2 separate regions of the Homo sapiens genome follow, and region 2 is linked to region 1. A link is a loop called in an ENCODE intact Hi-C map of the cell type or tissue named here. Cell type or tissue: mesothelial cell of epicardium. All regions are shown on one strand.

Evidence for each region. Hi-C counts contacts between places; a loop is a spot of excess contacts. Peaks named below come from ENCODE experiments on the same cell type or tissue, not always from the same donor. Only the 100,000 strongest peaks of a DNase experiment are listed, where the experiment ranks them.
Region 2: it touches region 1 in a loop (23-fold over the local background); 6 of 110 quality-filtered maps call a loop at or near these places.

The regions. Positions count from the first base shown.
Region 1 is chr2:190,376,494-190,378,993 of GRCh38, reverse strand. No RefSeq gene overlaps it. Among named protein-coding and RNA genes, the nearest start is that of MFSD6, 31 kb to the left of the region's middle. In mesothelial cell of epicardium, no CTCF peak of the experiment used is centred here; no DNase peak of the experiment used is centred here.
Region 2 is chr2:190,656,549-190,659,048 of GRCh38, reverse strand. All of the region lies in intron 3 of NAB1 (NGFI-A binding protein 1), which reads right to left. Among named protein-coding and RNA genes, the nearest start is that of NAB1, 8.7 kb to the right of the region's middle. In mesothelial cell of epicardium, no CTCF peak of the experiment used is centred here; no DNase peak of the experiment used is centred here.

The DNA of each region.
Region 1 (2,500 bases):
ACTTCCTCCGAACACAGGGCTCCCTTAGGGACCTGTGTTCATTGAGGTTCAATAGTTTGTTTTTCATACTCCAATCATTTTAACACAGCAGAAAACCCTTTACGAAAATACTCATGCCTTGGCACTTCACAATCTCATGCCAGGAGCCTGTTACAAAAGGGGTCAGGAGCCACAGCAAAAGATTGGCAACTGATACCCAGTACAATGATCTTCAGACTCTACTGAGTGTAGGACCCAGTCCTTAGGAACAGTTGGGCTGAGTCAGAGATGATGCTAAGTAGAAGCAGATGGCTGGCGGAGTAACAGGCAAAAGGAAGTGTAGAAAATGTATTAAAGGCTGGGCGCGGTGGCTCACGCCTGTAATCCCAACACTCTAGGAGGCAGAGGCGGGCGGATCACGAGGTCAGGAGATGGAGACCATCCTGGCTAACACAGGTGAAACCCCGTCTCTACTAAAAATACAAAAAATTAGCCGGGCGTGGTGGCAGCGCCTGTAGTCCCAGCTACTCCGGAGGCTGAGACAGGAGAATGGCGTGAACCCGGGAGGCGGAGCTTGCAGTGAGCCAAGATCGCGTCACTGCGCTCCAGCCTGGGCGACAGAGCGAGACTCCGTCTCAAACAAACAAACAAACAAACAAACAAAACAAAACAAAACAAAACAAAACCCTACAAATGTATGATTCCATTTATCTGAGGTACCTAGAATAGTCAAATTCATAGAGACAGAAAGTAGAATGGCGGTTGCCAGTGCCTGGTGGGGGGATGGGGGAAATAGGGAGTTATGTAATCGGTATGGAGTTCGGCAGATGAAGAAGTTCTGGAGATGAATGATGTCACTGGTTGTACAAGAATGTGAATGCACTTAATGTTACTAAACTGTACACTTAGGGTTAAAATGGTACATTTTAGGTTATGTATATGTTACCACAATTTTTTTAAGTGAAAAACCTGGCTGGGAGTGGTAGTTTATGCCTGTAATCCCAGCATTTTGGGAGACCAAGATGGAAGAATCACTTGAGCCCAAGAATTTCAGAACAACCTGGGCTACACAGTAAGACCCTGTCTCTACAAAATATGTTTTTAAGTAAAAAAAAATTATCAAAGATGCTTAAAGATAAGCAAATCTGAATGATTTGGGTTTTATACTTTTCTTTAGCTGGGTGGTTTATTGAAAGAACCAAAAAAAAAAAAAGTAAAATGGACATGAGTCAGGCACTAACAGACAAAAATTGAGGGTTTAAATCAGTGCTGTATAGAAATATAATGCAAGCCACACATGCAATTTTAAATTTTCTTGTAGCTATATTCACAAAAGCACAAAGAAACAAGTAGAACTAATTGTGGCAATATATTTGATTTAACCCTACATACCCAAAATACCATTTCACATTAGAACCAATATAAAGAATTATGATGTTCTTATTTTTAAATAAAATTTAAACATTATTTTAAAATAAAATCCAATGTGCATGTTCACAGCACATCTCAATTCAGACTAGCCACATTTCAAGTGCACAATAGCCACCTGAGGCTAGTGGCTACCATTTGGGCAGTGTAAATCTAGATTACCTGTAGATTAGATAATGATTCTCAGGATAATCTGCATAATCAGATCATAATCATTAGAATTTAAAGAACCATAGCACTAAACTGCCACATGCATGGCCTACCTCATGGTATATTAGTGTGATAAATTGATTTTTAAAAATCTGTCTTGGTGGAAAAAGAAACAGCTACAAATTTCCGAGTTTAATGACACTCCTGCCTATATCCTAAGGGAAATAATGTATGAACTCTGTCTTTTCATTATTTTGCCTACCTTGATACGGTTATTTAACCACATGATGAGTTTGTCCCAACACCTGTCCTACTAATTTACTATGGTCATAGTTTGAGCTTGTTTGAAAGATTGAGGGTGATAAGCCATCTTGACATAGAGCTTCCTGCTTTTAGAAATACTTGACCCAACGTGGGTGAATTTAAACATTGCGTCTCAGGCAACCCATTCTCAAATCCAGCTGGAAGGACTGAGCTTTTGCTATAGGGAGAAATAGCCAGTTTCCTTGTATTCTAGTTATTGTAAGCTCTCATTCTTTCTCTGTTCCATGAGAGTGGAAGAAAAGTGACTTAACCATTACTTTCCCCTCTTACCTCTTTATAGGGCTGATAGCCAGGACTTGAATATTAGCTTTGGTAATATGCCAATGCTTGTTCTGTCACAAAAGTCCATGGCTTACTTTCAACATTAAAGTGGTTGTTTGACATTGAGAATTTAACTGACCAACTGTAGGACTAATTCTCAGCATTATAGCAAAGGTTTCTGAAGTGTTTTGGAAATAATGGGTAGAAGTAAAGATGTAGTTGATACTGCATATTACTTCTTGTTCAGCTTCTGAGCCTAATTCCTTCTGTCCCCACTTATTTAACACTGACAATGTGCCTAGGCAATGGAGATACATAATATATGAAAATCCCTGCCTTTTTGAAGCCAACATTCTAG
Region 2 (2,500 bases), 280 kb before region 1:
CGTGACTGCCTGTGAAGGCAGCATTCTCTCTACATACTTTATCTCATTCTGAACTCCTAAAAACCTTATAGGTCAGTAACTAAACTGACGTACTTTCCCAAAAGAGAATAAATGGTAAGCAGGAATCTGGAGGTTCAAACCAAGGATCAAACCAAAGGTTCCATGTCCCGTATTTTTGGCTATATACTTTGCTACTGCCAAGGTTTGGACGCAGGTGGAGTGAAAGATAGTCAAATTTAGCAGGAGGTAAGAAGCAGAGTATGCTAACCATTTGCTGAATACTTACTTTGTGCCAGGCAATACAATAAACACTTTACATTACGTATGTCTAATTCTCACAATGGCCCTGTGACACAGGTACAGTTATTCCCATTTTATAGAGAAAAAATGAGCAAGATGAGTCTGGCAGGCAGAGGAAGATAGATTTCAGTATGAATTGGAGGTGAGAAATAGAAGGTGTTAATTTAGGAATCAAGAAAGAAGAGGTAGAGAAAAGTCAAACAAGTAACTGACAAGACTTGGTGATCACTTAGATCTAAGTGAGGAAGGAAGTTACTCTTTATTGACATTTATTGATGAAGAAAACAGTTACCATTTATTGACACTCTGTGGTTTAAGGGAAGAGTTACAGGTGACTACGAGATTACATCTGAGAGTTCAGAATTCTAACAGGCACTGGAGACACAGAAAAATGAGGATGATGGGATTCCCTTTCAAACACATGGCACTCGCACATGGCACAGGGTAGAAGGCTTATGTAGAATGGCCCTGCATGCAAAATAATAGACTAGAATCTAACTACGTATCAGGGAGAGGGCTGTAGGATAAAATAAGGAGGGTGGGTGATCACTCCAAAGCAGCAGCAGAAAGCCTAAGACAGAGCCAAGGAAGAAACATACTTTTTGAGCCCAAGCAAGACAAAGAAGTCTGTTTTTAAAGAGACAGAACAAGACTCAGCAAAGTACTTCTTGACCTCTTAGCAGCCTTTAAAAGTTGTTCACAGTTGCCTGGAGACCTCCCACATACAAAGAGGAGTTGGCCAAGTACTTCCATTTAAGAGAAACAAATAAACTTGTTGTAATCAAATGCACCCTTAGGATTAAAAGTACCCTGTAGCCCTCTATGGAGAAAATAACAGAAGGCTAAAAGAATATGTGCATCAGAGAAAAATGGAAGACCCACTCTCAACTCTGACAGTATGCAGCAATAGTTAACTGGGACGTCCCTGAAAGCCAAGAAGTCACTGAACTTGGGACTTTTGTTTTATGCCACCAATCAGAATGCTACACAAAATTCTAGTCTCAGTCACTCCAAGCCAGGAGAATGGGTGTCCCTACCACTCTAAGCACTGACTACCGGAAGTCCCATCTCCTGGAACCTCTGTGTCATCCACATCTGTTTTGACTTCCGCAAATTTTATGTCTCTTTCTTTGCAAGGGCTAGTATGGGCATAACCAGGTTACCTGATGACTTCCCAAAAGACAACAAAGGCTGAATTAGGGCCCAGTAGCTTCTACTAAAACCCAGGAAATCACCTGGGGTGCTTTTGAAAAATACAGTTTCCCAGGTGCCTGAGATGCATCTCAGGAGACTTCCATGATTAGGCAAATATGACACACTGCACAAGATTCCTACTTAATAAATCCTCCGGGCACCACAAACTCCTACAGGTACTGTGATGACCCAGGTAATTCTTTAGGTCAACCTTCACATTCATGCCACCTCAGTCCTCTGGATAAAAACGTTCTTGCATCTTCTAAATCACCTAAAGGAGGCTCTGCCTGTCCTCCCACTCCAGGGAGAATCTATCATCCACCTGGGCACTAACTCACAAAAACAGAGCTCTCAGGAGTTACAGACCCAAGTTTAGAGCTATATTAAACTACACTATACCAAATAGAAGGGCTGCTATAAAGTGTTGGAGGTGGAAGAAAGGACATTTACTTTCCTATCATACACCTCGTGCAATTCCTCCATAGGCTTTCAACGCAATACAGAAAAAAAAAGTACATGTGTAATGTGTATATACATACACATGATCAAAATAGACTGTGGAAGACACAGAAGCTCCAAGACATGGGGCTTCTCAGTAGTACACACACTATCTTTTTTTAATAAGAGGACTGTAACTTTGCAAGGTTTACAGGGTGATCAATTAACTCAGCATATGTGCTCCTCACATTATGGAATAGAGCAGAGATTACATGAGGAAATCTGGAAAAATACTTTTAAATCTTTTTATGAGCAATAAGAAAAAATATATGTTAGACAAATACAAAAGAGAAACTTAAGAACTAAAAGACTCAAGCTTATATTTTATTCTTCTGAGATAAGGCAATGATTTTAGAAAATAATTTTCAAGTTTTATCCTTTCTCATCTTTACCCACTTAAAAAAAAAATGAAACCCCCTAGTTCTTAAGAGAAAGCCCTCTGCATGGGTAAGAAAGTAGTTATGAATATAATATCTCCATAAAGACTGATAGGACCAAGTCTACATTT